Regions from separate parts of the Homo sapiens genome. Here region 1 is linked to region 2. The links are chromatin loops, found by intact Hi-C in ENCODE. Cell type or tissue: prostate gland. All regions are shown on one strand. Each heading gives the region's core, and the rest is flanking DNA. Links, peaks and the distances in the headings are about the cores only. Region 1 overlaps PCBD2 (pterin-4 alpha-carbinolamine dehydratase 2). Region 2 overlaps PITX1 (paired like homeodomain 1).

Region 1 (16,127 bases), core at 6,198-8,697, 70 kb after region 2:
TAACTTACATCTCTTAACCCATGACAGATTAAACAAACAAACATAATTTTAAAGGTAGAGCTAATTGCTATACTTTAAACTCTAAAAACTGAGAATAACACTTTTAAAGCGCTCATCAAATATTCACAGAAATTAAACATATATTAGTCCACAAAGAAAATCTCAATCAATTCCAAAAAGTAGAAATAGTACTGAAAACATTCTCTGGAATGCTGATAGATAGGAATAGATGCATCCTTCCTTAATACGATAGAATATATTCTCAGTCCAAAGGCAGCATCATTTTTCTTAGCATCATTCTTTATAGGGAAATGCTAGAATTCCCATTAAAGTCAAGAATAAGACAAAAAAAAAAAAAAAGTCAACAGCTTCTCATACAAACAATAACCAATTAGAAAATATACCGAAGAAAAGATATCATTTAAAATGGCACCGAAAAACAATCTAAGAGTAACTTAACAAGAAATTTATAAATTCTATTTCCTGAAAACTTTAAAAAACTACTACTAAGAAATAGATAAATCTTACTACACGAAAAATTTTTTTCTGTACTGCAGGAAGAAGACAGGCAAAAAAAATTTTTTCTGTATGGTAATAAAATCCAACAAACAAAAGCAAAAGATAAACAACAAATTATATTTGCAGTATATACTTCCTTAGCATATAAAAAGCTCCTACATATTAATGAGACCAACCACCATTTTTTAAATGAGCAAAGGACATAATAGATAACAGAAAAGAAATTCAAATGGTTCTGAAACATAAAAACTGCTCAATCTCAATCATGGTAAATACAAATTAAAAACTAAGTTAAACCTATTAGCTTGAAAAAGATCAAAATATTTGCTAATATTCTGTTGGTGAGGATATAGAAGAAAAGGTATTCTCACATGCTGCTGGTGAATATAAGTTGATATCATCATCATGGAAGGCAATCTGACATTATCTGTCAAAACTGAAAATGTCCATGCCTTTAGACCAAACAATACTTCTAGGAATTTGTGCTGCAGACATACTCATAAATTACAAGAAAGGTAATTGCAGCACTGCCTGTAATAGCTATAGACTTGAAACAGCAAAATCTCCATCAACAGGGAACTGATTAGAAAGATTATGGTACATTTACACACTGGAATACTATGCAGCCATTAAGCAGAACAAGGAAACCATTTATCCTCTGACATGGAAGTACCTCTAAGATACATTACTAAATGAAAAAAAATATATGCATAACAATAGTTCATGAAGCATATAAAAAGGAAAGAAAAGAAATTATATGCTTGTGTATGCATTAATATCTCTGGAAGGATATACAAGAATGATGGGAGCAATGGTGAAAGATGAGGAGAGTGGAGAGTGGGAACTGGATGGTTGAGAATCACAAACAGGAAGACTTCCTACATTCTTTGGTACCTTTTGAATTCGTACCATGTGTATACCTGATCTATTTTTTAAAAATTAGTTTGGGAAAAAAATGAACAACATGCAAATGAAGTTCCCACTGTAAAGGGAGCTGGAATCCTTTAATGTACATAACCTGGTTCACATTAAAATATTTTGGCTCATGTTAACTTCTTAACATATGCCTACCTGTTTAGGTGGGTTTTTAGTGCCAATTTACAGCATAGTTTGTCTATGAGCCATGTTCTGTTGAGCCACAGCCATTTCAAACAAACATATGGCCAACAAATAACGTATAATGGCTGATAATAGTTTCAGTCTTTCCTCTATTGCAAATTACAAACATTTTATGAACAAGTCAATGAATGTATGATGAAGTATGACTTTTTAAGTTACTCTACCATTTTAAGGAATGTAAGCAATACAATCACAGTAAATTGGGCCAATGAAGTTTGTCATTTGGAAATCTCCAAACCATCAGCAATTAAAGATTTTTCCATGAACCCCAAATCAAGTATTCTTTGGGAACTTTAATTTTTCTTAAAGTTCCTTTTGTTTCATTTTATTCCATGAAACTATGAAAGACTATCAGATGCACAAAACCAAGACAAAAATCGTGCATCAATCTGTGAAATGTTTAACAGCACCCTGAATTTAAAATACAGCTTCAGTCAAATAACATGTATGATTTATTAAAGTTCTAAGACTTCTAGCACATACTTACAATACAAATCTTTCGTTACTCAGAGCAAGTCTCTTTGATATACATTCTTTAAATCAGCTGCCTTTTATATTTTGATTATAGACTATTTTAATTATGCACTAAAAAAGAACATATCTCCCACTAAGAAAATGAGCACCAGCTACTCCAAAGTAATTTCCCCAGTACAATCTCCATTAAGCCTCTAAATACTTCCTTTACTAATTCAATGAATTAGACATCTATTGTTTATGAATCACCATTATGTTTGTAGGCCTATAACCCTTCTTTTATAAAACACAATTGCTATGGAAGGAAATGATATTTATGTCTGATTACAAATGAAAACACTATTACATAAATCAGTTTGGGCATTTCTTCACGTCTTGAAACATGATCAGCAATTTACTCTAATTGGTGATCAAGGAAACTATCTTGTGATCAATTAAAGTAATTACCAGATTCCGGCAACACAACCTACCTTAATTTCAGCTAGAGTCTGCACTTCTTCAACTTTAATTAAAAATAATGAAAATTATTAAGCAAAATGCAAGGCAAGATCATTGCCAAGCACGCACATGTCACAGGACAGGACCTTCCCCTGGTGTTGGTGACTTATCAATCACATAAACACTGTCTAGTGCACCAAGTAAAGGCATTCTTTGCCACAGAACATGATTACATGTCTCACCAAGACTTTCACGTGGAACACTGTTAACTGTTCTAGCCGCTGCAAAGGAAACGTCAGATTTTAATTGTAGGCAACACAAGAATATTCTCAACTAAACTGTGAGGAACAGATCCAACCAAAGATGTATTTAATCCATGCTTTTTTTCTCTGGACTGTCAGACATATTTTTAGCACACTGGTCAACTAAGTTCAGTTCCTAGCTCTGCTATTCACTAGCTATATGACCTCAGAAAAGTTACTTAACTTTTGAAACGAGTTTCAGTTTCCCCATACGTAAAAGGAGCTAATTCATGTAATATACTTTACAGTATGCCTGGCACTCTATTAAGAACTCAGTTAATGCTAGTGATTATTATCATCATCAATAACACTTTGATATTATAGTGTCTGTGGCCTGGAAAGGAAGAATTCCTTTCCAAACCTAGCAGAAGACCAATTTGAAGGCCAAAGAAATTCACCTTTACAAGGCTCAGAAAACCAGAAACATCTTTAGCACTGTTTCTCTGAGTGGGTGTCGGCACGGGAAGATTTCCTTGCGGAACTGGCAATCTGTCAGCGAGCATCTCAGCCAAGCAGGTGACTCATGTCTCCCTGAGGAAGTGGGGCTAAAGGCCTGCTTGAGGACCATTCCCTGTGCAGTCCCTTGTGTGTCTGGGGGCAGACACAACTCCCACCAATCCTAAGCCACTAGTCTACTTGCCATCTACTTGATCCGCCACAGAGCTCAACATTTCCAATAACTCAGGCCAAGAATATCCAACTATGAAATTAAAACTGGCTTCTCCAGGCACTGAAGACAACATCCACAAGCTACTGAAAAAGCTGCCTGCTCTTCCAGGCCCCAGACGAAATGAGTCCCCCTTAGCTCATGGTAATAAGTACATTTTTTAAATGTCACTGAACAGGTCAACACCTGTGAGATAGCATGCTCACTTCTAAACACTGCTTTCAAAAGCTGTTTTCATACTGTAGCATTTTAGAGCCTTTTAAAAAAAAAAAAAAAAGCTTCAAGTCACTATTCTTGGCAATTGCCATAATAGCCTACACAGCCAATTGAAAAAATATGGCAACTCTTTAGCTAATGACATGGTACCATCTTCAACATATACTGTTAAATGAAAAGCAAGGTGCAAAACAACTTTCTTTTGCAGAATTAGGACTTTCAATACATCAGTAAATTTCTACTGAATTCCCAGGCTAGGAAAACTCCTCTTAGATAGGAGTATATTAATATAAATCCACTATTCTCCAGGTGGCAGGGTTTACATCCACAAAAAAAAACTCTACACACGATTTTACCAAAAGGCCCTTCATTTCTGTTTCATTTTTAGTGAAAGTTCTCTAACTAGATAGAGTTCACACAGCTGATGTATACCAAAAAGACATTCTGGCCAAGGTGATCACTAGCTATGAGTATCTTTTCCCTGAAGAGACACTACCGGTTTCCAAATTCCTCTGCACCTAAGTTTAAATTCATTTCGCCATATCTTCATCAGCTACTATTGGGCAGACCAATTGCCCAGTCTGATTAGCTCTTTCTTAAATTTCTCACAATCTTTCAGTTTTGAATTAGCACATTTCACCAGTTTTCTACCCATTCTTTTCTCCTAAAGCAAACAGAAGCACTGGTTTTAAAACCACCCCAAGAGAAGCCCCTTACCAGAGTTCCCTGGTGTCAAAATAACTTGTGATGCTTTGCAATTCACTGGGGCTGTTCATTATTGCCAATCAGCTGCCTCAGAAAAGTCCTGTTGGAGGTTTTCTTCCCTAATCTGCTGATAATCCTTATTTGTTGGCTTTCAGAGTCTTATGAGGTGAGAGGTATTGCAAAGATTACCAAAGTTTAGTTAGTTTTGTTTTAGCAATCCTTTTAAAAATTGTATTTAAGCTCCTTGGTACTGTCATCATTATAAAATTATAAGAAATTCTACTTTATATAAAAAAAAAACGACTTCATAGGCTTCAACTTTGTGCTTCCGAACCACTAAGATACACAAAGTACCTGCCCAAATATATTTTTAAAAATTGAGGTCAGGGGGCCGAGCGCGGTGGCTCACATCTGTAATCTCAGCACTTTGGGAGGCCGAGGCGGGTGGATCATAAGGTCAGGAGATCAAGACAATCCTGGCTAACATGGTGAAACCCTGTCTCTACTAAAAATACAAAAAATTAGCCAGGCGTGGTAGTGGGCACCTGTAGTGCCACCTACTCGGGAGGCTGAGGCAGGAGAATGGCATGAACCCAGGAGCTTGCAGTGAGCCAAGACTGCGCCACTGCACTCCAGCCTGGGTGACAGAGCGAGACTCCGTCTCAAAAAAAAAAAAAAAAAAAAAATTGAGGCCGGGCGCGATGGCTGTAACCCCAGCACTTTGGGAGACCAAGGCAGGCAGATTACCTGAGGTCAGGGGTTTGAGACCAGCCTGACCAACATGGAGTAAACCCCGTCTCTACTAAAAACACAAAATTAGCCAAGTGTGGTGGCACATGCCTGTAATCCCAGCTACTCGGGAGGCTGAGGCAGGATAATCGCTTGAACCCAGGAGGCAGGGATTGCAATGAGCCATTATCGCACTATGGCACTCCAGCCTGGGCAACAAGAGCAAAACTCCATCTCAAAAAAAAAAAAAATTTTTTTTTTTAATAGCATGCAAAATGACAGTCTACTCCCTAACTTTTCTTCTTTATAATCAACTGGTTCCTTTCAGGAGACATAACTACTACTAACACTACATAATTCCAGTTTATATATGACATAAAACTATCTTGCCCTATTACTGTAATAAAAATAATTTCTATGGATCTAGTTTTAAAGAGAGAGAAGGCAAAAGGGCTTCTGCTTAAGTTGGGATGTGTTAAGCTGAAAGTCAAGATGCTACAATAACAACCAAAAGGGTGGAGGAAGAGAACAAGTGCTCTGGGCAGAAAGAATGCCTACTCCCCCATCATCTGTGGGGCAGCCACAGCGACTCAAAAAATATTTTAAGGAAACAAAGCAACACCTAAGTTTGGCTTAGTGGTACAGTAAATACATTTTCTATAAGCAGTACACATTTTGTAAAATAGAGTATCATCCCATTTCACATCACAAAATATCTGATGTTCTAAAGCAGTTGCACACCATCAATGAAATCATGTTTATCCTTTCTTTTGCTTATTTTTAAACTGGGAATCCATTCCCCTTTTAAAAGTTTTTAAAGCACAGTTTCTGCAACATTTGCTAATATTTTCTGCAAGAAAAGTACATCATCCAAATATTAGCTCCTGGTAACTCCACAGAGGAACTTCAGTGATAAACGGCAGCAATGTGTCCATGGAAGAAAAAAGCCTGCCAGAGCCATGTTTCAGAAAACTGTGTCAAGCAAGAAGCCCAGCAAAGAAACCGTCTCATAAGTTGTCTGTATTTGTTTCAAAATCCACACACAGGTTGCAAACTTGGAATAGTCCCTGAACCTGTGAGAATCTTCAGACATCGAGCTGAAGGAAACCACAAATATATTCAGGATTTATCCTTAACCTGTTATTTTTCTCTCCTTAAGCCTACCCAACCTATAAGGGTAGGCTTAAGGAGAGAAACATTCCTACCCTTATAGATGGAAAGTAGGGATTTTTTGTTTTTGTTTTAAACAATCTTATTTAAGTATATTTATTTATTTAATAATAATTTTAATTATTTGTTAAAGAAAAATACCAGGGCTTATAGCCACAAAGAAAGGAAAGTAAGCTTAGCACTTAAACCCTATTTTTGGTATCAAAGACAAAGTCTGGTGGGTGGTATCCTTATATCCTGAAAAATGCTAATCCTAGCTATGTCTCATTCTATGGCCTTCAGCAAATCCTAAACCTCTCTTGCCTCTACTACTCTGTAAATCTGAGGCTCTGTTACTTCTTAACATCACTACTGGGTGTGAGGAGGTCTCACAAAAATGCACAGTGCTTTGCGCAGAAAATGTGCTTCTTTGGGACACTGAAGCGGTTCCAATTTGCTGGAATCATACATAAAGTAATTTTATGCCACTTTTTTAAAATCTAGAAAATTTGTTCTGTGTAGCCAAACTTAGCTGAATCTTGAATATAAATGAAAAATTTTAAGTCTCTGTGTCAAAAATTCACAAATTATGCTAGTAATTCAGAAAATAGCAATGAAGAGAGAAAACATTTAAAATAATAAATTCTTAAGTCAAATTTTTCCGCATTTCTATATAAATTATCTTAACTTCAGCTGTTGATCTAGGAAGTTTCTGGAGAGGTTGGCTTTTTTTATATAAGTAATTCACAATATCCTGAAAGAAAGAAAAATGGTTTGTTTTCCTGAGTGTATATAAACAAGATCATTTGTTTTCTCCTCCTCAGAGCAGGCTCCCATTCTGTTCTGCCACGGAGCAATCACCTTCTCTGTGCAGGTAGGGTTGACAGGCACGCAGCACACAGCAAAGCTCCATCTCTGCAAAGACTGCTCAGCTCATTTGCAATCCCATCAGAGGAAAGTCATGCAACTGGCTCTAAACCATCAGGGCAAAAAAAGCACACTGCTGGAGGAGGAGTGCACTGCCATTTGATGCAACTGCTACAGGGAAATTCTTCCCTTTTGTTTTTACAAGTTTATTATTTCATACCTTATGCAAATCATACTTTATATATTAAGCAATAATATTTGAGACATACTCAAGTCAAATTAAAGGCTTCAATAGCCTTGCCAAAAGCACTGTGATTTTCCTATAAAAAATTATTCCAATTTGTTGATCTTACATAGGATGAAACATACTGTAACAATCTTCATAATTTATGTCCTGTTGGGACACAATGATTTAAAGTAACATAATACAAAGCTGCATCACAGCTAATCTAAACCACCTGACCAGATAAACACCAGCTTCCCTTCTCTCTTCAGCAAGGGCATTTCTGTTTATTGTCATATCATTTCCTCATTCTAGGAACATGCAGAATAAATGCAGCCAACCTACATTTCAGTGGGAGGCTGAGCCGGTCTTTCCCATGTCAGGAGGTTTGTGAGCATACAGGTACCAGTACAATGTCAAGGGTTTATAAGATAGAAAACAGTCCAAGAATTCCACCCTCAAAATCATTTATGGCAAAGCAAATATGGATTCATCCAGTACAATCTGGACCAGGTGTGGTGTTATAAACCACAGTCTTTTGGTTGTTGTTTTTGGGTTGTTGTGTTTTTTTTTTTAATGTCACTGAAGAGGTAATTCTTTAAAACAAATTATAGGGCTTAACTCTGAGCCAAATTTTTATAACTGCTTCAATCATGCCTCATGCCATGCTCACGGGCACTCATGATCAGATTAACCAAACCGAAATGCCTATATTAACCAACGTCTCCTAGGGGTGAGGAATCTTGGTAGAAGAAAAAGACAAAGAGCACAATATGGCATTGACCATGTTCATTTCTGGTGTACAACTGCATAGGCAGATTTCAAATTGCAAAGTTTCTCCAAGGTCCAAATACCTTCACCCTCCTCACACATGCAAAACCTTACTAGGCACAGGGAGGTTTTTAGGGGAACTTAAGGGAAGGGTTTAAAGTTTCAATCATGAAAGAAAAAGTGCAGGAACACATGTGCATTCGGCAGATAACAATTCACTGAAAATATTTTAAATCAAAACAAAACGCCTGTCTGACCAAATTTTTATAAACTTGGTTGGGGAAGAGGAAAACAATTTTTTAAGGGTGGTTTCAAATGTTGCTTTCTGCTGTTGCTGAGAATTTTCAAAGCTTTTCATGCTCCATTGGAAGCAGCTCTGCTTCACAAACTGTTCTAGTAGGTCTTGCCAAAGAAATGGTCTGATACACTTTGTTACAAGTTTATTAATTTGCTTACCCAGGCAAATATATATAATTATCTTTGCTCATAAAGATCAGTGTAAAATAGGATCCCTCCACTGAAAGCAATGAGATTACTAAAACACAAGTGGATGAGACAGTACTAGCAGACCAGGCATTTGCTCCCCAACCCCAGCTCCACTGCAGTCCACACTGCATTCCTACCGGTCCCAGAAGGCACAGAACCCAAGACAACTTGACCAACACCATTTTTCAGTCTCTTGTGGGTCTCTGTACAGGAATGGAGACAGCAAGTAGTGACATTTCTGTCACAACCTGGAGCCTTTTGATTCAGGAAATTAAAGGGAAAATATAATTTTGAAGTATCCTTTTCAGGCAACAGACATTCAGTAACTTGGGTCTGAACTTTACACCATGAGCATTTGTAAAAGTTTAAAGTAATAGATTACAAATCTGCAATACTGGTGGCATTCTGAGTGCTATCAACAGTGACTTTTCCTTAAAAGTGATTATTTTTTGTCCTAAAGCACTCGTAACCTAGACTGAGGCCCCACTTGCTAATTCATGTTTCCGTGATCTTTGCACCTTATGTATACCGTCCCCAGTTTTCAAAACCACTTCAAAATCAGATCACACTGCTCCGAAGTCACAAGTGCTTCGGTCACCATGGATTTCTATGGCCTCATGAATGGAAGGGGTTTTCTGATGACAAACAGCCTGTCCCTGGGCTATAATGTGAATGTCATCAAGCCCAGACCTTCTCATAATCCTGGTTTTTCATTTTTATTAATCCATGTACCAGAAGTTATCCCAGCAATTCCATTTCTAGATTTATGCTGTATGGAAACTCTTACACTTATGCACAAGGAGACATAGGATGCTTGTTACAGAACTGACCGTACTAAAACCATGAGAAAGACTCTAAATGTCCATCAATAAGGAAATTAATAAATGATAGTTACTTTATTTATGTATTTGATTTGCAAAGGAATAAGACATTTTAAAAATACATTTACTTTATCAGAAACAATGCAATATGATGGAAAGAGCATCAGACCAGGAATCCAAAACCTGGGCTCTCAACCCAGACCTTAAGCAGGCTGTATGACTTGGCTGGGCTGCATTTCCCATCTAGGTAAGATGAGATGATATGAACCAATCACACAGCACAGTGCCCTCACATACACAGTAATGTTCAAATTTAAAACTAATAATATTATCATCTAGTATACACAAGGAACAGGATATCTCTGATTACCTTCTATTTTGGTATTAATCATAAATTACTTTTTTATTTTCATCATCTCAATGGCAATACCTGAATAGCCTCTTTTCTGATCAAGTAGTACCTTCTGAACATAACTTGATTCTTGCTGACTATGGATCTGAGTGTATCTCAGAGTCATTACTCTGACCACTGATTCTCATCATTCAGTTCTAGGATGAAGAAGAGGAGGGGAAAATATAATGAGCATTTATAAAATAACTACTCTGGACCAGGTACTTACTGCAGCCCTGTGAACAGGTTTATCATTCCTATTTTACAGAGAAGAGAACTGAGGCTCTGAGGGGTTAAATCACTTGCCCAAAGTCACGCACCTCATAAAAAGTGAGGCTGGGATGCAAATTCAAGTCCCCTATGTCCAGCTCCAAAGCCTCCATGTGTGCATCTTTAGGTACAAATCCCTGATGTCAGATTATACTTTTTCCATTTTTTTTTTCTTTTACTTAAAAGTAAATTTTAGCAAAAATAAGTTTCCTACAATCTTTTTTTTTTTTTTTTTTTTGAGACAGAGCCTTGCTCTATTGCCCAGGCTGGAGTGCAGTGGCATGATCTTGGCTCACTGCAAGCTCCGCCTCCCGGGTTCACGCCATTCTCCTGCCTCAGCCCCCCCAAGTAGCTGGGACTACAGGCACCCGCCACCACGCCCGGCTAACTTTTTTTTTTTTTTGGTACTTTTTTAGTAGAGACGGGCTTTCACCGTGTTAGCCAGGATGGTCTCAATCTCCTGACCTCGTGATCCACCCGCCCCGGCCTCCCAAAGTGCTGGGATTACAGGCGTGAGCCACCACACCCAGCCCCCATAATCTTATTTTTTAAATTTAATTACAAGAGATAAAGTATAACAGGTTTTAGAAAAAGAAAAAATTATTACGTAGTTTTTTTCCCTGTGCCCTTTTTTCCAAAACTGTTATAATATTCATTTAATTGTGTATCCTGAATCACTAAATACTATTAAAACATCCGACTCATTCTCCATGTGGCACCATGGTTTTCTTTACTTATTTTTAGAAGCTTCACAGTCTCACATACAGCGAGTAACTGTCTCTTTTAGAAACCATTTTATGGTTTCATGTAGAAGAGAGACATGTATACCAAATATATCTTTTAAAAGCCAGGCCTTCTGAATATAAAGATCTTTGAACTCTCTATCAACATACATTGCAGTTTCAGGGGCAAAATTAGAAGAGCAATTCTATACTTGGGGATTTATGGAATAAATGAAAAAGTTTTTTAAAATCCCTTTTTTCAACTCCCAGTGGAAACATTAGATAATATGATGAAGTCCTCTTTTAGCTGAACACCTATTAAAGCAACCAATTAATTCAGGTATTAACAGTCTAGTGTGCCAAAACAATGACAATTAAACCTGTCAGAACAAATAATCTACCTACCAAAACTGAAATGGCAAGGATATCATCATCAAATCCTCCAAGGTGCAGGCAGTGTGTGCTGTGGAAAGATCCTCAAAGTAGACTTCTCAGGAACCAAGTTCTTTTTTTTTTTTTTTTTTTTTTCCTTGAGATGGACTCTCGCTCTATTGCCCAGGCTCGAGTGCAGTGGCGTGATCTTGGCTCACTGCAACCTCCAACTCCCTGGTTCAAGCGATTCTCCTGCCTCAGCCTCCGGAGTAGCTGGGATTACAGGCATGCGCCACCACGCTAATTTTTGTACTTTTAGTAGAGACGGGATTTCACCGTGTTGGCCAGGATGGTCTCGACCTCATGATCCACCTTCCTCGGCCTTCCAAAGTGCTGGGATTACAGGCGTGAACCACCATGCCCGGCCAGGAACCAAGTTCTTATGCTCAAAATACTTCTTCCTGTCACATGTGTCTGTGGACATGACACTCAACCTCCACACTCAGCCCCTGCACTTGTCCAAAAGAGGGCCACTCACCAAGGGATTGTGAGGAGGCTGAGAAGTCAGGAAAAAAGAGCTTCATTCACTTCTATCTTTAGTGCCTAGAGAATAGAGTACTGCTCTGAAATACCTCATATCTTATGTTTTCAAAATTATGATATTTAAAGAGTTTCATGATAAGGTCAAAGTCTCCACTACCCTCTGGGTCTGCCTAATCTTACCTCAAGCACCCAGTGCAAACTTAAGAGCCATTCCTACCCTGGTGTTCTGAGATACATTCTTTATTGAAACCTTAGGAAATATGACCACCTGCACATCCAGGGTTATTAAAAAAAAAAATATATATGCTGCACCATGACTATGGGATGTGGGCACAAGGTCAGAAATAAACTGGGGTGGTTCTAAAAGAAATGTACAACCCAGAGAACCAGGCCTCAGGAGACCAACAGGGTTGGAGCCGGCAGGGACGGCAGCAGTTACTTGCCCTAAACCCCGGAGGCTTGGAAAATCATGCCTTACAATTGTTAGAGTTTGATTTCATTTTATTTACAAAAGTGGTACTCTGCTTTAACTTTAAATCTCTCTGGGCCATGCAGAGTATAATGGAAAATTACTCAAATAGTCCTGTGACACCAGAAGTCCACAGATAGAGAAAGGAAGGTGTACCTGGGTGCAGGTCTAGCTCTTTCGCCTGGGAGAGTTACTTCTCCCTCTCAGCCTCAGCCTTCCCATAATGGGAAGAAGTGGGTGGACCAATGATAGGTGTTCTTCCCGCTGTGTGACCTGATGGCCAACATAAGGAAAAAAGTGCCATGTTCCTGGTGATTTAAAAAAAAAAAAAAATTTCTTATTACAGAGTGGGGGTCTCCTTATGCCAGCAATTACATTGTTTAGGAAGAGAGGGCTGGTTTTTCATGGTGGTTGGGAAAGAATCTAGAGGGCTCTGTCTGGCATAAAGGACCTCTTTGGGACCTCGGAAGTGTCTTTACAAGCTCTAGTAAAACTTTAAGGTAGTTAAGTGTCCAATCTATCTTTCAGTTTCATATACTGTGAGGCAGACCCCAAGTCACAGATGTCTGTATCAGCCTTTCCAGAAAGAGTATTTTTGAACCTTCTTGGGTGTCTCATGTGAAGCTGTTGCTCATTGCAGGCAGAAGGCTGTCCCTTCCTTAGATGCATTTAAAGTTTTAAGAATGGAGGTTGTCTGTACATGGTAGATGCTACACAGGATTTTAGGAGCCTCTGGTTTTTTTGAACAGACAGGGGCACTATGCACCATTCTTTCTCCTGACTGCTTCCGATTTCCCTAAAAACACCCTCCAAAAGTGAAGATTCCTCCTATGGCCCAGCAGATGCCCCATATGCATTACATGGGCTTAAAAAGTTATAAATACAAACTTCTAAAAACTTCAGAATCTCAAAAAAAAAAAAACAACAAAACATCAAAACCTGAAAATAAAAAATGACTACATTAACATGAGCTTGTAATAAGATACAAATTCTGCACCTTCTGTCTGTGTACCACTTTTTAAGAAGACAGGACGGTACTGAATGATGACAGTACCTTAGGAATGTCTATTTTTGGAAGGTTACATGTTGGGGTTTTCTTTCAAAATATACTATTCAATATTTTCTTTAAATATATTTCCTTTAAATAGTAAGTATAGTCAGGTATATTCCAAACATGATTTTTAAAAGAGTAAAAAACAATTATAATAATACATTTAAGAAAACAGATTTATGCGTGCTCACAAATCTGACAATATGAAGGCTATATTAATATAACCAGTACTTACATTATCCCATTTAAGTAAAGTCTTTGGATTTTAGATGTGCAGCTAGGCCCTGCTTTATTTAAAAGCTTAAAAAATTATGGCTAAAATGGTTTTTTGTACAACACCTTTCTTTTGCCCCTTGTAACTTTATGAGTTAGTAATAAATGAGTTTGGTTACGTCAAAACAAATGGGAAATAGTTTGAGTTTTAATGCAATATTTTAAAACCTGGTAAAAATTCCTTTAACAGTATTCTAAGTATATATTTTTTAAAGTAATTAAAATTTCTAAACCTCTCAGACAGCATTCAAGCATTCCTAACTTCACAGCCTCCTAACTCTATCCCCTCCCCCTTCTCCACTCTCACACACAATTAAGTCAAAGGTTAATTTCCATTCTAAGTCAAACTCTAATCCAAACTCTAATCCTGTGTTCCCAAAGTACCCCACCCAACACATAAAGCTCCCAAGCACACAGACTCTTCTCCAGAATAGGAAGGTCACAAAAGGGTGAGAGGACACCCTCGTCATATGGTGAAAATCAGCTATAAAATTCAGAAGTTCCATCAATACCCACATCATTTTATAAACAAAAAATGGTCATTCAGAGAAAAGGTTCCTTCAGTGTCTCTGCTGCTGTTCCTTAGTGAGAAAATGACTTCTAAAAGGGAGGCAAAGAGGCATGAGAGGCAAGTCTACTGAAGCAGGACTGGTTTCACTTCTGGCACCAAAGTCGATGGCAACAATGACGGATCTGGAGACATGCCTTATGATAAATACCAAAAGGCAGCGACATCGTAGGCATGGCAGCTACAGGCACTGCAGACCAAGAAGCAGAGCTTCAAGCCCCACACTCACAAGGCTAAAACGTTTCCTCGTGTGAGAAACAGAACCACCACTAACAATTTTTGGAAATAATATTTGAGTCTTGGCTCCCAACTGGATAATTTTGTTCTGCACCAAAAGCAATTCCATTCAAATTCCCAAAGTCTTCAAGCGGCTTCAGACTAATTTCAAGACACAGTTTCCTTCCAAGCCCAATGAAATGAAAGGCAGAAACCAACAAAAGAAAAAAATAAAATTAAATAACATGTATAAGATGGTTTGCCATTTTATGAAAAACAAATGAAGACTTACGCTTGCATCAGACTGATAAACTGAGAGTCTGCCAGTGGTTCTCAGGGCAGATGTAACATTTTAACAAATGTGATTGTTTGTGAACGAAATAATTCTGATCAAAAACTTAATTGCAGCCAAAGTGGGCCCTGGGCTGTGTCACCATAATCCATTCTGACAGGAAGCAGTGAGTGGAGATTCCTACTGTGAACGGAGCACATGTGAAAGGTCAGCTTTGGCCTGGAACTTCAAAACCGTTAACGTGTAAAACAGTGTGCATTAGAGCCCGGAACAGCTAACCACTGGATTAGCGGATGTCCGCTGTGTGAGTCTGATGTGCTTTTGGCAGGTAATGGTTAATTGGTAAATAGGCAATGTATTGTAACTTTCTTCTTTGCCTCTTTCCAACATTTACCAGCAGAACCTATTCTTAATTATAGTCCTAAAACACTGCAATATTAGATTTATAACCTAGTCTCAGAATACCAAAGTAACTGATTTCTCAAATAAAATTCATCTTTTTTAGTAAGGGAAAAGTTGCATGTATTTTAAAAAGAAATATCTGTAGATGGAATGAAAAAAATATTTTCATGTAAAATGGATATATCTGTTCATCCAATAGTAACCATATTATTATAATAGCCAAAATTTGCTAAATAAGGATTTCATTAGAAGAAATAAATGCTTTACTTATGTATTATAATCTGAAATCTGAAAAAACAAATATGCAATACTATTTTACATAGCTTAAAACGAAATTCTAAATAAAAATAAAGTCAATACCAGTTTTTATTTTTCAACATGGAATGTTAATTATGAAAGAACCAAGCTAAACATTGCCTTTTAAGTCAATGCACACAGAAGTAGTTTATACCTATTTAGTGCTATAAAATTGGCTCATTTGGTTTTAAATTATAGCCATTTTTCCTATACCTAAGGTAATAGGGCACTAATGAGTGACAAAATCTGGCAATGTGCACTTCAATGATCATTTTAGGATTTAACTCATCTCTGAGTTGAAGAGAGAAATAATGCTTCTCCCTGAAAACAAGCAGGTCTTCTATTCTCAAAATCAACCTTCTAAGGTTCTGTCTTTGGCCACTGGACAGATGCAGCTCCTGGGCCCTTTTAGGCTAAATTCGGGGATCTTAAAGGTAGCTACCTGGCAAGCAGCCTTATCACCAGCATGTCATGAATCCTGTCCCCTTCAGAACATTAACTGATACCTTTAGAAACAAAATCATACTGCAATGGATGACCTGAAGAGAAAAAGGATCATGGTCAGCAAAACAAGTTATCAGTTTCTTACGTTTCTGCTTTCCACACAGGATCTGAAACCTTTAACATGTCTGGAAATCCCAGAATCTTCCCAACAGTCTGTTCCTGAAAGCATGTGATATAAACAGTTACCAATCTGCTGCTCTGTACCCAGCACCTTCCTGGGCTCTGGCCCTGGTCACAGCTCCCGTTCCTCAAGGAGCGTCCAGTGCGACTG
Region 2 (16,127 bases), core at 12,699-15,198:
AGTGCCGCGAAAAAATGGATGAGTTGCAATTTCTCTCGGGATGGCGCGGGTGGTGTGTGTGTTCCCACGGGCCCCGGAGGCCCACTCCGCGGAGGGCACGCGGCGCGGTAGGCGAGCGCCGAGGCCCAGCGGCCGGGGGAGGACGACCTCGTATCCCGCGTCCCCGCCGCGCTGGATCCGGACTGAGTGGCCGGGCCTGCGGACTGGATGTGCGGGGCCTGGACTTGCCTAGGATTTCCCGACCCCGTACAAACCAAGTTGCCCTCTCCGAGCTAGGCCCGGCCGAGAGCGCCTTAGCTCGAGTCGGATCCGTGTTGGGGCGGGCGTTGGGTTTGGGGGGACGGTGCCCCCAGCCCAGGATCGGGCACTCAGTGGAGCCGCACACGGCCCCGGCGCGCCTGGTAGAGCCTCGCTGGCCCCGCGCCCCGGAGCCCTATATTAAGGCCACGGAGCGACAGCGGGCAGTGCGGGCCTGGCGGGAGGTGGGGGAGGTCCATCTCAGAACACCCCAGCCTTGAGCTTAGCTGCAGGCCCAGGCCCTCTGCTCTGCTCCCGGGCTAGGAGGTGGCCCTCTGTCTGGGCGAACAGCCCCCTCCTCACCGCCCGCCGTGCAAGAGTCGAGCCGGCAGAGCAAGGGGCGCGGCCCCAGGGCCCTGCGCCCACTTTGCACACCCGCTCTCCGGCCCGCGCCCCTGTTTACAGCGTCCCTGTGTATGTTGGACTGACTGTAATAAATCTGTCTATATCGACTTGTCCATGTACGTCTATTAAAACCATAGTCCGAGCGTGCTAAGCACTGCTGAGCCCCGACTGCTTCATTGGGCTGAGGAGGGAGGCGGATAGAAAGGGAACTGTGGGTAGAAAGGGAACCGGGCCCCTTGGGTAGGAGCAGAGCGCCGAGGCAGCCCCCGCCGAGGTCTGCCTACCCCGCTTCCCCACCACCATTCTTGACCTGCTCAGCCTGGCTCCCATGAGGGCACCGTCCTGCGTTGCGAGCCTGTCCGGTGCGCACCCGCTAAGCTGTGCCTCTCGGCGTTGTCCGCGGGACGCCTTAGCGAGAACCCCCTCCCTCCGCGGCTGCGGGACTCTACGGGTTTCTTCCCAGGCCGGGTCTGCGGTGACCCTCGAGGCCCCAGGGTGCTATGGGGCCCTTGCCTGCCAGGAGCGTTCGGGCAGGGGCTGCTGAGAGCCTCTTTATGCCTGGGGTTGCCTTTTCTTCTGTGGGCCCAGCAACAGCCCCTCTTCTCTCCTCGGAGCCAGGGCCAGGCTATTCCAGGAGGACTGAGGGGGCTGGATCTATCAGAGTATAGCGAGGGCCTCCCGCTGCCTTTCTCCCTAATGCCCGCAACGTGCCGAGAGCCCACCGAGGGGCGTGCGGCTGTGCAGGAGAAAGTGTCCGTCACACAGGACTCACTTCTCACTTCCAATCCATCCCAACTTGTGGGGACTGCTGGCCGCCTCCGCCCTCCCCTGGCTTTTGGAAACTACTGAACAAGACCAGCCTGTAAACTGCCTGTAAAATTCTGCTTCCCTTAAGTAAGTCATTTCTAATGGCAAAACAAAATGTTTGCAGCTGCAGTGGGGGAGGAAGGAGGGGTTGATATTCTGCTTTAGAATCACCTTATGATGGGGGTTGGCACTGCCCTGGACCCAGGCAAGCCCTAGCTAGGAGTAGGGCACAGCCACAGGCCTAGTCACGAGCTGACAGCTGGAGAGCCCTGTGCACACATTCTCAAGCCAGGTCAACACAGCCTTTGAGGTCAGGAGTGTTGTCCCTATTTTACAGATGGAACCAAGGCTCTGTAGCTGGGCCAAGGTCACACTGAGCCAGTAGGTTTTTTAATTCCAAAGCCAGGCATCTTTCCACTGGTTTTCTCACCTTCAGATGAGGAATGAAGAGAGGTCCTCCCTGGAGGATGGTCAGCCTGATGCTGTGAGACCTGGAGTGTGGAGCTCTGAGATGGACAGGGCCAGATACACAGGCTAGTGGGGGTGGGGGTGGAATAGGGCAGGGTGTTGGAGCCAGACCACCCCTCCCCCAGCGGCTCCAGTCCAGAGCTCCGACCCCTCACTCTCTGGGAACATAAACACAACCACATCTGGACTCAGGGCCTCCCTCAGCCTCACGCATCTGCCAAGGCCAGAGGGCCCTGGTCTCAGCTGAGGGCAGGAGTCAGGGGAGACCTAGAAGGAGGCGGGCTGGAGGAAAGTGAAGAGCAAAAAGGAAGCCTGTCCCGAAAGTCAGGTCTAGCACCAGGTGCAAGGGGAGCCACACAGGGCTCAGGTGGAGATGCAGTGTATCTGTGGGGCCACAGGCCAAACAGCTGCAGACGGGTCGAAGGGCAGAAGTAGTCCCAGAATGACCCCGTCATCCATCAAGGACTGTGGCCAAGCAGGTGAGTGAAAGACCCAGCTGCAGGCCCCTCCCAGCTGTTCCCACCCATCTGTGGCTGGCAGAGACTACAGCATGCAGACCTTCCCCGCTGCTCCGGCTGCAGGGTCATCTCTGAAGGGGGCTAGAGACTGTAGGGGGCTCTGAAAGCCCAATCCTCTGGAAAAAAAAAAAAAAAGGCAGAATTCCTAGCCAGCTTTGCCTGAAGAAGACGGGGAGGAGACCGCCATTCATTCAACATTGACTGTGCCCCTGCTGTCAGTGCTAGGATGGAGCAGTGGAAACAGACGCAGCCCCCGCTCTGCTGGACAAGTAAATAGACGTGTGTAATTACAACCTAGGCTGAAAAACAACAGGATGCTGTGAGAGTAAAGGGGGTCTCACTTTAAACCAGGTGGTCAGGCAAGGCCCTTCTGGGGAGGTGGCTCCATCCCTATGTTCAGTACCAAGCTCCAATGCTGACTGAACCAACACAAGGCCCCAAGCCCCAAGCTAAGTGTACACTCCTCATTCATGAGCCCCTTTACCTGCACGCAGCCCTGTGAGGCTGGTATTGCTATTCTTTTATTAAAGTGAAATGCCCTGGTTCTCCTCTTGAGGTCCTATTCCCCGCTTTCTGCATTATTAGGACTTACCTGTCAAAATTTCTCAACAGGTCACTTTAGACGTCATTTGGGATTTTCCCAGCTCAGCTTTCCGTCCCCACCTCTGCAGGGTGTCCTGAATATGAGTCATGATTGACAGTCTTCCTGGCCACACCCCCACCCCACCCCAGGAACTATCCTAGATTCTGGGCCCTCGATCACCCAGCCTATTGTCCTGTGGTACAATCTCCCCACCAATCTTTTGTGGGCCAGGCCCTGGGAGAGGAACCAGACCCAATTCCTGCCACCTACCTGGCCTCTGGGGAGAGGCAGAGCCCAGTCAATACCCTAAGAGATGAGCAGGGACAGGACGCGGGGCAGGGGGCGAAGCAGGGGTACTCACCCCAGCATGCTCTTCTGGGGGCGCCCAGCACCATGGGGCAAGGATGCCTGGACACTTCTTTTTGTTTGCATATCATGTTATGAGTAGCTAACAGCAGGCTCTTCCTGAGCGCCAGGCCCCAGCAAGCTCCTCAGAGCAATTTCATGAGGGAGGGATTTGTTATCCTTATTTTTCACGGGAAGAAACTGAAGCTCAAAGGGAATCAGTAACTTGCCCAACATGGCACAGGCAGCTAATGAGGGGTAGAGGCAGCACCTGAACTCAGACCCTCTGACCAGGGCCTGCGCTCGCACCCACTGTGCTGTACATTACCCTTACATGAATCACATTTGTATTCAGGAGGGAAAGGAAATAAAAAATTAGAATTCTCTTCAAGAAGCTAGACTCAGCTGGGCTCCAGGACTGAGACTGAAAAGGCCCCAGGCCCTAGGATTTGCCCTCCTAAGCTCCGGGCTATGTGACAGCAGCAAAGCGTACAGGTATCAGGGACAGAGGAAGCCCTGGGGTAGGGGCAGACAGAGGCACAGAGCAGCTTTTTGGTGAAGAAAGGGCCCTGAATTCTCAATCACAAAATCCAAGCTCCCACGTCAGTCCGGATTACAAGTTTCCTGTTTCCGAGATGGGGAGACCCCCCCCAACCCTGAGGCCACCCCCCCAGCCCCTGCTGGTCCCTGCCTCCTTGCCTCTCCCATCAGGGGAACCCCACTCTTCACACTCCCACGTTGCTTTTGCAGGTTCCTGGGTCCTGCCTCCTGACTGGCTGGTACTGCCCAGGGCAGGTGTCTACCTCTACCTGTCAAGCAGCTGCAGAGCACTCACGAGAGAGGGCCACTGGAGCCCTGGCTGGAGGGGCTGCAATTCCATGAATCAGACCACTGCTGAGGAGCAGGTCAGGGTGCAGGAAGCTGCTTGTGGAGCAGGGAGGAGGCAGAGGGCAGGCTGGCCCTCACAGGGGATGAAAGCTGCTGTGGCTGGCTGAGGCATATGTCTCACTCTGTGCTGTCCCCCACTGCACTTGACATGTTTCATTTCTCTTATTAGCTTCATTTTATAAATGGGAAATGGGGAGCTCAAAGAGGTCATGTAACCTGTCCTAAGCTGTACCACACCACTTTAGGGACTCAATCCCTAGCCTGACTGCAGAGTCAATGGGCTGTGACTATAAGCACTGCCTCCCAGAGGCTGGCCCTGGCAGCTGAACAGGATCAGTGTAGTCAGACAGCCAGCATGGTGAACTGAGTCAAACAGGTATAGACAGCAACCCCTCAGAAGTGTCTGCACATAGTAGATGCTCAATAAATATTTGTTGAATAAAAGAATTGAGGCACTTTAGGAGGCTGAGGCGGGTGGATCACGAGGTCAGGAGATCGAGACCATTCTGGCTAACACGGTGAAACTCCGTCTCTACTAAAAATACAAAAAAAAAATATTAGCTGGGTGTGGTCACAGGTGCCTGTAGTCCCAGCTACTCAGCAGGCTGAGGCAGGAGAATGGCGTGAACCCGGGATGCGGAGCTTGCAGTGAGCCAAGATAGTGCCACTGCACTCCAGCCTGGGCGACAGTGCAAGACGCCATCTAAAAAAGAAAAAAAAAAAAAAAAGAATTGAGGGAAGGCCCTCCCTCACCCCCACATTCCACAAAACAAATCTTGACCCTTTCCCCCTCTCTGCACTCCTTTGTGTCCTCTCTCTTGCATCTTCCCTTCTGCCACTCACTCGCTCACTCCTTTTCAGCACAGGCAGCTCTTGGCACCGCTTTTAAAAGTGTTTCTGAACAATAAAAAAAACAAATTCAAAAATGGGCAAAGGGCTTGAATAGACATTTCTCCAAACAAGATATACAAATGACCAATAAGCACATGAAAAGAGGCTCAACATTGCTAGTTATTAGGAAAATGCAAATCAAAACCACAATGAGATAGCGCCTCACACCCATCAGGATGACTATTATCAAAAAAGAAAATAACAAGTGTTGGCAAGGATGCGGAGAAATTGGGACCCTTGTGCATTGCTTCTGGGAATGTAAAATGGAACAGCCACTACAGAAAACAGTACGATGGACCAGGCGCGGTGGCTCACGCCTGTAATCCCAACACTTTGGGAGGCCAGGGTGGGCAGATCATTTGAGGTCAGGAGTTTGAGACCAGCCTGACCAACATGGTGAAACCCTGTCTCTACTAAAACTACAAAAAAATTAGCTGGGCATGGTGGCACATGCTTGTAGTCCCAGCTACTCAGGAGGCTGAGGCAGGAGAATCGCTTGAACCCAGGAGTTGGAGGTTGCAGTGAGCCAAGATCATGCCACTGCACTCCAGCCTGGGCAACAGAGTGAGAGTCTGTCAAAAACAAACAAACAAACAGCAACAACAAAAAAATAACAGTATGATGATTCCTCAAAAAAATTAAACATGGAATTACCATATGATCAGTAAGTTCTCTTCTGGGTATATACTCAAAAATAAATGAAAGCAGAGGCTCAGAGAGATATTTGCATACCCACGTTCACAGCAGTAGCTAAAACATGTTTATCGCAATAGCCAAAAAGTGGTAGCAACCCCAGTGCCCATCAGCAGATGAATGGATAAACAAAATGTGGTGTATACATATGGTGGAATATTATTCAGCCTTAAAAAGTAAATTCTGACACAACTACAACATGGATGAACCTTGAATACATTGTGATAAGTGAAATAAGCCAGTCACGAAAGGACAAAGATTGTGATTACACTTACATGAAGTTCCTAGAAGAGGTGAAATCATAGAAAATAGAATGGTGGCTGCCAAGGGCTGAGGGATGGGAAAAGGGGAGCTACTGTTTAATGGGTACAGAGTCTCAGGAAGGATGAAAAAGCTCTGGAGATGGATGGTGGTGATGGTTGCATAACAATGTGAATGTACTTAATGCCATTGAACTGTACAGCTTAAAAGGTTAAAGTGGTAAATTTTATGTTATGTATATTTTTACCTCAATTTTATTCCAAAAGTATATCTGTGTTTATGCCCTTCGTTACCCAGAGAGGCATTTAGAGGCTGGTTCCCAGGACTCCCAGGGGCTGTGTTCACTGTTTGGCAAACCTTTCCCTAGAATCCTCTTCGACCAGCAGCCCCTTGGAGGCCCCAACAATAGCTGACCCCTTGCATGGCCCTCATCCTGACTCTTCATCTTTCTATGCAGCATAGCAGTGGGACCCCATTAAGGACACTTCCTTTATCTAGCGTCTACTATGTGGCCAAGAAAGAGCAACCCGGGATGCATGACTTTTCTTTGTAAGTTTGGCATAAAATTAAATATAGATTCACTATTGCCCTTTTTCTTAACCGAGCTTCTCTGTCAAAAAAGCTAAACAAGGCAAGTAACAAAACAGTCTTAAGCACAGTGCCATTTTTGTTCTTATATATGCACAGAGAAATTTATGGATATGTACAAAGTGTTAATAACACCTACCTCTGACGGGGAAAATGAGCATTTTTTAAATTTGTTCCTTTCAAGGTCTTTTTGCACTGACAATGTATCAGTTTTGCAATGATGAAATAAAATAATGATTATTTTAAAAATACAAAACCCTGTGACCCGCAGGACAGGGAATAGCCTTCCGCCCACTGCCCCTGTCCTCCCACTGAGGTGCCAGTCATCACCTACCTGGGATGCAGCCTCATTTGAGGGAGGCCAGTATGACAGCTATCAAGTAAACTTTTACAGATTTTTACAGAAATGAAACTTTTGTTTTCAAATACATTCTTCTTTGAACAGATGTCATACTAGTAGGTGCCAATAAAAGTGTTCAGTGAGAAGAATTTATAACGATCTTTGATTACTAAGCAAAAGAGTTCAGTGTTTGAAGCAGGTTCTCCTAAGAGGGAGTCCTTCCCTTTTCCTTCCGTCCCTTCTTGCACCCTCCCCGCTCCCCAGCCTCCAACTCAGCAACCGATCTGCACCCCTACCTTGCCCTGACACACACACAACACACACACACACAGTGTGTGCCTGCCAGCCACCATGATCATGGAATCTTTATTAAAGAGGTCCAAATTACCAAGGTTTTACTACACTACTAAAAATAGTCATGCTTACTTAGCCTGTTTAATAAGCACACCATTTCTAATTTTTCTGCCTGAGTAAACTGAAACATCATTCCAGAAATACATTTTTACTGAAACAAGAAGGCTCGCTTTTTTCTTCTTCATCCATACACCGTTCTCTCTCTTTCCCCCTCCTCTGCCTCGCCTCCTGTATCTGTCCCCTGTGTCCCCCTCAGCTCCCACCCCTATCCTTTTTTAAGTTTCCAACATAAAGGGGAAAGTAACAGTAATTTGAACTTGGCTTTCACGCAAAATGGACCAATTTTTTTTAAGTGTTGGTAATTTGTCCTGAAAATGGATATCGGGAGTTGGGCTGGAAAGACTTTGAAGAATGGGGTTTTATGAGTGGAAAATGCGGCCTGAGCATGCGGGAATGCAAGCCGCCCCCCCTCCATGCCTGGGACAGTGCAGCACGTGTAATAATCGCAGCTAATAGCACCATTATTGCTATTATCACATTATATTATTATTCCTCATCAAAATCAGACAATGCTTATTAACCCATTTAATTGAACCAAGGGTTTAACATCCCAATGACTTCACAGAAAGTGCTTGGCAAACTCTCTAAGGCATCGTAGCCACAAAGTGGCTGGCCACTTCACCACCTGCCAGGCTGTGGCGGGGCCCAGCAAGGGTTTCCCCAAACCGTTCCCTCCTGTGGCCTATCTGGGAACTTTCCAGGACACACTGGGATGGATGCGCATCACCACCCAGACTCCAGCCTCTTTGTGCACACACATGCCCACACAGGCGCACACACACACACGCACACCTCTCTCCCGCTGGGTAAATGCAACTCAATAAAGGATACCCTTACACAAAAGACCCCACCCCAGGCACGGTGTGGCCAAGGATCCTTCCTCCATCCCCAAGCTGGCATTCCTATTGTCACCAAGGCCGGAATGAGTACAGGCACACACAATTCATGGTGAACCCCTGGCTTCTCCCAAGCTTGGCATTATCTCCACCAAGGCCTCTCAACTCTCCCACAGTCCAGAGCCCACAGTGGGGCAACTGAAGCCCACCCAGCCCCCCAGGCTCACAGAGACTCACCCAGCCCCTCCAGGCAGGGATATCCACTGAGCCCAGGCTGGTGGAGGGGCCTGGAGGAGGGCACGATCCCCTCGGGGAGTCCAGAAGCCCAAATCCTAGCCCGTGAGCTGGGCTCTTCCCAGGGCATGATGTCACCTCACAGAACCCCAGTAACCCTCTGTCAAGCGGGCATTGGCCCCACCTGCCTACCTCTTGGGATTTCCTGTCAGGGTTTGAAAAGACCCTGGATATGACCATTAAATATTGCTGTCAAGTAGGTTGTTGCTTCAGAAGCACAAAATTACTCATTTTCATCTCACTGACCTCGTACTGCTGGAGGATTTCTGAGTGAAGACGCTCTTTCTTGACCAACATGTCCAACCTCCCTCCCCTCCAGACAGGTTCCCCAGGGAAGCCTCTTGCTTTGCTTCCTTGGGGGTAGTGGCACTTCCAAGCCCCCAGCAGGGATGCTACACTGCCCCAGATCCTCCAGCAGGTCAAGAGCTCCCCCTTGGGTGAGAGGGAACCACGTCCCCCTCTGAAGTCCCTTAAGTCCTGGGCTTTCACCAGCCTCCTGCTCTGGCCAGCAAGGCCTAGGAAGACCCTGCCTCAGCCCACCCAGCCCAGCCTACCTCCGGGTGTGGTGGGGAAATGAGGGCCAGAGACAAGATCATGGAGGTTAAGAGCACGAACTTTGGAGTTAGGCAGAGCCTGGGTTTAACTCACAGCACCACCACTCATTCACTGCCACAGAACTTCTCTGAGCTTGTTTCCTCATCTGTAAAGTGGGGAAAATGTGAAAAGTTACATATGGTGTTTGGCACTGTGCCTGTGACAGATAGGCATAAAATAACTGCTGGGTCTCTTTGCTGCCCTCCTCCTCCCTCCCTCCATCAGGATTCTAAAGCTGGCATATCTCAGGCAGGCTGATCACTGGCATCCAGGTGTCAGGGACGACCCTGCAGTCCACAGCCCTCCCCAGCTGGTGCTACGAAAATAAATATCTATGGGTAGAGGAATTAAGGTCTGATACAAAGTAGGATACAAAAGGTCAAGGGTGACAGCATGAGAAAGGAGAAATCAAGGCTAATGGGAGCAATCTGGGAAAGCTTCCTGTTAGAGGGAGCCTGGTACTCAGCCTTAAAAGACAGGCAGAACTGGGATGGGTATGCAGGAGTAGAGGTGAGACTGAGCCAGGCAAAGAGGATCCCTGGCCTGGGAGGCATGGGAAGAGGAAGGAGAGACAGAATAGAGAGAATAGAGGAGCCTTAGATGCCAAGTGAGGGGGATACAGCCACCCTCAGAGGCAGTGGGAATGAAATCCAGCCAGGTCACTGCTTTGCTTACCACGATTCCCATCCCTTAAAGGCCAAACTGCCCCGCTGAGCATGTGAGCCCCTCAGGATCTGGCTCCAGTCTACTGCCCTAGCCTCCAGTCCCCCCACCCCTCACCCCACAGCACAGGCTGCAGCCACACTGACCTCGGCACTCCCTTAACCCTCACGGAGCTCCTGCCATCTTTCCTTTGTGCATTTGGTTCCTTCTGCAGAGAATGCCCTTCCACCTACCACAGGGACACACATACAATGTTTTCAAGGTAAAAACTGTTGTTTTTCCTGATCATAAAATACACACTCATTCTTAAAATTCAAAAAGTTCAAAAAAGTGTGAGGACAAAAGTCGAGATCCCCCAAACCACTATGAATATTTTTATGATTATCCTTGCAGATGTCCTTCATCAGACATAATGTCTATATGCTCATTCTATATGCTCACTCACTATTACTTAAAGGATGCCAGATCCCATGCTGCTCTAGAAAGCCACGTTTTTCACTCAATAAAATATCAAGAACATCTTTTCTTATCAAGAAATCATTACTTTTAATGGCCACAAATATGGATTCATAATAATATAGCCAGTTCCTCACCAATGAGCATTTAGGTGATTCCTTATATTCCTATTATAACAAGCCACAGTAAACATCCTTATCCATGTGTCTCTGTGCATTTGACATTTATTTAGCTCCTTGGGATAATTTCAAGAAGTAGAATGATTGGGTCCTAGAAGCACACATATAAAATCTAATCCACATTGTCTTATGAGAAGGCCACACTTACTTGCATTGCCAAAAGTGGACAAGGGTGTCCATTCTCCACACCCAGGCCTATCCTAGGTTTTTTGCTTGTTCGTTTTTGTTTTTTGAGACAGAGTCTCACTCTGTTGCCCAGGCTGGAGTGTAGTGGTGCAATCTCGGCGCACTGCAACCTCCGCCTCCCGGGTTCAAGCAATTCTTCTGCCTCAGCCTCCCGAGTAGCTGGGACTACAGGCGCGTGCCACCATGCCCAGCTAATTTTTGTATTTTTTTTTTAGTAGAGACGGGGTTTCGCCATATTGGCCAGGCTGGTCTTGAACTCCTGACCTCGTGATCCGCCCACCTCAGCCTCCCAAAGTGCTGGGATTACAGGCCTGAGCCACCGCGCCCGGCCCGATCCTAGGTTTTGTCTATCATCTTTGCCACCTAAAAGAGAAAAAAAAAAACCTCTCACTGCCACTTTATGTGTGGTGTTTTATTTATTTCTCCCTTTTCTTTTTCATTTTAATGCAGATGGTGTCGCATATGTATAGTTCTGCAGCTAGCTTTTTCCACCTGATAATGTTTTCTCTCCTTTTCCACTTGCCTTTTCAAGGGTCAGATAAAAAACTCCAGCCAAGAGTCTCTCAAGGCACCCCTTCCAGATGCCCACAGCTGCCACTCCTGCTGATCGAGTTATGAGTGGGTGCAAGGGCAGGCAGAGGAAACTGCCTGCAAGTCGCCACCCTAGAGGGCCAGCCTTGTGGGCATCCGGACACCGACCAGGCTGGTGCATCCTGCCTGCTGTGACCTGCTCACGCCTGCTTAGCACATCCCATCTGCAGCCAAGCCTCCACCATGTGGGCCTGCTGTACTGAAGCCCAGGGAAAGGCGATGTCAAGCCAAACCTCTCTCTCTGCCCAGGCTGTAATTTCCTGATTAGACGCCGCAGTCACCACCCTTTCTGCACACACTGATTTCTTCCTGCTGTCCTCCCAATCTCCCGGCTCCCGGGGCTCCCAGGGCCAGCAGACTTCAGAGCCTGGACCAAGCAGTGAGAAGGTGCCAGTGAACTCACTGGCCAACCAAGACCCGTCTGTGCAACCACCGCCCCCTTCTCAGAGTTAGGCCCCTCTCAGAAGGGAATCATGGCTTGGTTCTTAAAGTTGAAAAAATAGCTGCTTCAGTAAGAAAGAATAAGGTTGCTATGAGGCAGTAGAGCAGAGGGGCCTGTGTTCAAATACTGACTCTGCCCTTTAATGATAACCTTGGCCCAGTGAGTCTGAGTGCTGGCTTGCCTGCCTATAAAAGGGGACAACAATTCCTTGGAAGATTGTTGTGTGGCACCATAGCAGTGGCTAAAGAGCCAGACACACTTGGTTGTGAATCCTGGTTCTTCCCCCTTAGTTGTACAACCTTGGGTAGGTTACATCACCTCTTTGAACCTTAGTTTTGCCACCTGTTTAATGGGAATAAGTGTTGTTATGTGATTGAAGTCATACATGTGAAAAAATCTTATAAACAGAAATACTGGCAAAACAGAAGGCAGTATTTCCACAGTCAGTAAGGAGAACAGGCTGTGCCGTTGAAGCTCTGGCCTGACCTCTGTTTGGATCCCTCCTTCTCTGGGCCAGCATCAAGTTTTTTTTCTTTTTCTTTTTTTTACATTTTAGAGACGGGGTCTCACTATGTTGCCCTGGCTGGTTTCAAACTCCTGGCCCCAAACTCCTCCCAGCTCAGCCTCCTGAGCAGCTGGGATTACAGGTGTGAGCCACCATGCCCAGCTCCAACGTCAAGTTTTGAAGAGTTCTTTTTATCTCAGGCCCTGATCCCAGGGATCGAAGTAGCACTGGAGAGAGAAGAAGTCAGGGGCAGTGTTCCCCAAATGCCAAGTTGGAGGGCAGCGAGGTTCCGCTGCTGCGAGAACACCACCATGGTCCCATCACCAGTTCACACAGGTCCCAGTCACTCTGTAGTTTCCCAAGAGTTTTGAAACAGGCTCTTCATCACCTTCTGGTTTCTTCCACACTTCCCTTCTGATACTTTAGTTTCATCTTGCAAGAAGACAGTCATACCTGGTGCCACCACCCTCTGGTATGCTTCACCTGGAGGCCCCTGATCCCAGCTAAGGGCTCAGTCCATGGAAAGCCCTCTTAGCATTTCCCACTGTTAACCCAGTAGGTCTCTATTATGCAGGGTGATCTTTTATATAACCTGAATATAACCCAGACTCCACCTGGTCTAATCTATCCATAGGGCTTCATTTTTAAAAGGTAGAGCAACCAAAAATAATTTTTAGATAATTCCAATCATCATTTGCCTCTCTCAAAGAACACCCATAGGGATCCCACTGTTAACCCACAAGGACACTTAACCTTAACCCCCTCCTTTATCCTGTCTCCAGGACATGCCCACCAGCTATATCATAGCTGCTGTCCACAATTCCCAGACTCTCAGCCCTCAGATTTTGCTTCCTTCTTCCCTCCATTTTCCCGGCTCCCTGTTGTGTTTTCATCCAACCTCGCTGGTCTTTTAACTTTCCCTCTGTTTTGCCCATTGACCAGCATGGAGGAGAATGCAGGAGCTGGCTGAGAAAGCAAAAATACTCCCCTTTCCCTCTAGCTCTGCAGGCCTGGCTCTCCACCATTCTCCTAATGCCACATCACACAAAGCCTACAATAAAGTCAAACATAGAACTTGGGGCAGGTGTAGCCTGTGGCCGACCAAGCACAGACAAAATTCTTTGTAGCACAGTATGGGGAAGAGTGGGGATGCCCGTGTGTTGATAGATTTTTGCACCGTCACATTTATCTCCTTCCCCTCTTTCCAACCCCTGTGACTATAATCAGAACAACCTCCTCTCTTTTCTGAGTAGCCTAGTCAGGAATTCAGAACCATCGTCTCTCTTGAGGGCCTGTAGGACAACACAGCAGACCCATCTGGGGCCAGGGACAAAGCCTGACACAGGCAGAGATGCCCAGAGAGCCAGACCTGACCTGTTGAAGGCCAGTTTGCTCTAGGAGGTGTGCTAAAGCATTTGAAGAAAGCCTCAAGGGGCACGGTCTCCAGAGTCCCAGTATCAGATTTCTAGGGGCTGTTGGAATGGACAGGGGCATTCACATTCTCAATCACTGCCTCGATCTCCACAATACAGGGCCTGCTTCCTGCTGGTGGAATCAGAAAGCAGTTTTAAAAAAAGAAAATCCAGCCACCTTCCAAACACCTCCAGCCTTGAATTCCAGATCCATCCCACAAGAACTGGGGGAGGGCTTGGGCATGACCAGGAGGAGACTCGGGCCCAAGTCCCCTGTATCCCACTGTGGCCCCCAAACCATCAGACTGGCAGGCTGGAGACGAAGGAGCCATTTAGGGTCAACCCTACTAGATCCCAGGGTCGGGGGAGGGTGAGGAGGGTCCTGCTTTCCACAGCCAGGCGTGGGTAAGCAGAGCCACTTCTGCCCCAAGCAAATCAATTAAAGGTCTTGGCCAAGCCTGTTTGAGTTGGTGAGAGCCCAAGTGGGAATTCCAATCTGCCGTGTTTGCTCTGCAGGCGAATAGAGCCAAACAGAAATGCTGCTTTGTGACTTTGTGCCAAATATCCATCAGCTTGCTCTGCCAGCAGTGCTGGGCCGGCCCTGTAAACGTCACCTCTGCCCCCACCAGCTCTCTGCTCTCTGAAAGCCTTCTTCTTGTGCCCTTAAAGTCAGCTTGCCTTTTGATACAATTTGGATGTGTGTCCCCTCCAAATCTCATGTTGAAATGTGACTCCCAATGTTGGAGGTGGAGACTAGTGGGAGGTGTTGGATCATGGGGGCGGCTCCCTTGTGAACGGCTTGGTGCCCCCACTTCGTGATGAGTGAGAGCTCACTCTGTTAGTTCACTCGGGAGCTGGTTGTTTAAAAGAGTCTGGTAGCCCTCCTCCCCTCTCTCTTGCTCCTTCTCTCACCACATGACACACACGGGCTCTGCTTTGCCTTCCACCATGAGTAGGAGCTTCTTGAGGCCTCACCAGAAGCAGGTGCTGCCATGCCTCCTGGACAGCCTGCAGAACCATGAGCCAAATAAACCTCTTTTCTTTTAAATTGCCCAGCCTCCAGTATTCTTTTATAGCAACACAAAATGGACGAATGCACCCTCCCACACCACACCCTGGTGGCTGTGCCCAAAGTCTGCCTTCCTAGGCATGGGATCTAGGCCTTCCAGATCTGACGTGCCATCTGCCTATTCTGAACCAGCTCCATCCTGGGACCCATTCATACCCCTGTATAGTTCATGACCTCTGCATCCTGCTCTCAGCTCCATACTTTCCCCACCAACACCAGCGTCAAGCTCGCCTTGTCCTTCTCAGCCCCTGACCAGCACAGCCCACTACACGTGCCCCCAGCAGAGGCGCAGGGCTGACAGTGGGGAAGGGTGAACCATGAGTTGACTACCTCTTTTCTCACACCTTACAGAGATTTGATCCTTGCACCCAGTCATTTTATCATCGCATTTCTCACAGGAAATAGGTGAGGCTTGAAAGACCAGACACTTTACCCAAGGTCTCCCTAACAGGGAACACAGGTGTCCCAACTCCAAAACCATGGCACTTTCTACCTTGCCCCACTGAGGCCAATTTTTAAATCTTTTTTTCACTCTCAGATGCCTAGAGCAATTCCAAGGATTCCTGATGAGAGTAGCTGGATATGTTTTAGCGTTCCCATGGCTATGTTGGCACACCCTGTGTGAGCAGCTGGCAATGTCTGCTTTGCCCCGGCCCTGAACTGGAGCCATTGCCTGGGGCCTGCCTGCCCTACTAATGGGGCTGCACCCACAAGAGCACCCCTGGAAGCCCCAAGCCTGGCGTCATCCCTGGACCTGTCAGACCCAGAGCAACTCCCCCTGTCATGAGGGGCACAAACACCCTATCTACCCCAGCCCAGCTTCAGGGCATGGACACAAAGCTCTCTCCGTGCCGGAAGTGGCCAGGCATTTCCTGCCCTCAGAGGATTCCCCCACAGCACCTCAACAGGTCTCACCCTGAAGAGCCATCCTTCTTTCACACTGTTTTCATGATGCTCAATGTGGCCCTGATTCTCTCTACGCAGTCCCCCCACCCTGAATTCAATGATTGTCACTTCCTCAGTGGCTGGATGACTGTCTTCCCTACAAAACTGTGAGCACCAAGAGAGCCAGGGAGAGACCACGGGTTTCTCATCATAGAAGCCCCAGCACCCAGCATAGCTCAGTAGATAGCAGTCGGATGTATAGATGAAACCAGGAGGACAGGTTCCTACGGCCCCTGTCCTGTGGCTTCAGGGGTGCCACCACCCAGGGCTGACTGTTTGTGTGGCCACTCTCCGCTCTACCCCATGCATTTTCTGCTAACCTGAATCCCCAGTGTGGGTATGGGGCCTTTCTGCACCCAGCTATAGGTCCCAGTCCCAGAACACCCCTCCCCCTCTGTGTGAGGTGGCACTGCCAAGGTGACAGGCCTCGGGCATACTCTCCAGCAATGGTGTAGAGTGGGCACTGCCAGGCCTCTGGGCTGGCCAGTCTGAAGCAAGGAGAGTCACCTGTGCTGTG

The links. A loop is a pair of places that touch in the nucleus more often than their neighbours do. Peaks named below come from ENCODE experiments on the same cell type or tissue, not always from the same donor. Only the 100,000 strongest peaks of a DNase experiment are listed, where the experiment ranks them.
Region 1: a loop joins it to region 2, with 7 times the contacts of the local background. A loop is called at or near these places in 2 of 110 quality-filtered maps.

What each region holds. Positions count from the first base shown.
Region 1 is chr5:134,936,389-134,952,515 of GRCh38, reverse strand. All of the region lies in intron 2 of PCBD2 (pterin-4 alpha-carbinolamine dehydratase 2), which reads right to left. Among named protein-coding and RNA genes, the nearest start is that of CATSPER3, 23 kb to the left of the region's middle. In prostate gland, for the core only: no CTCF peak of the experiment used is centred there; no DNase peak of the experiment used is centred there.
Region 2 is chr5:135,012,403-135,028,529 of GRCh38, reverse strand. PITX1 (paired like homeodomain 1) reads left to right here. Exons shown (of 3, transcript NM_002653.5): 3 at 1-796. Among named protein-coding and RNA genes, the nearest start is that of PITX1-AS1, 13 kb to the left of the region's middle. RefSeq lists enhancers at 799-1,484, 1,594-2,183, 2,396-3,595 and a silencer at 2,976-3,435. In prostate gland, for the core only: no CTCF peak of the experiment used is centred there; a DNase peak (open chromatin) is centred at 14,119; H3K27ac peaks cover 433 bases.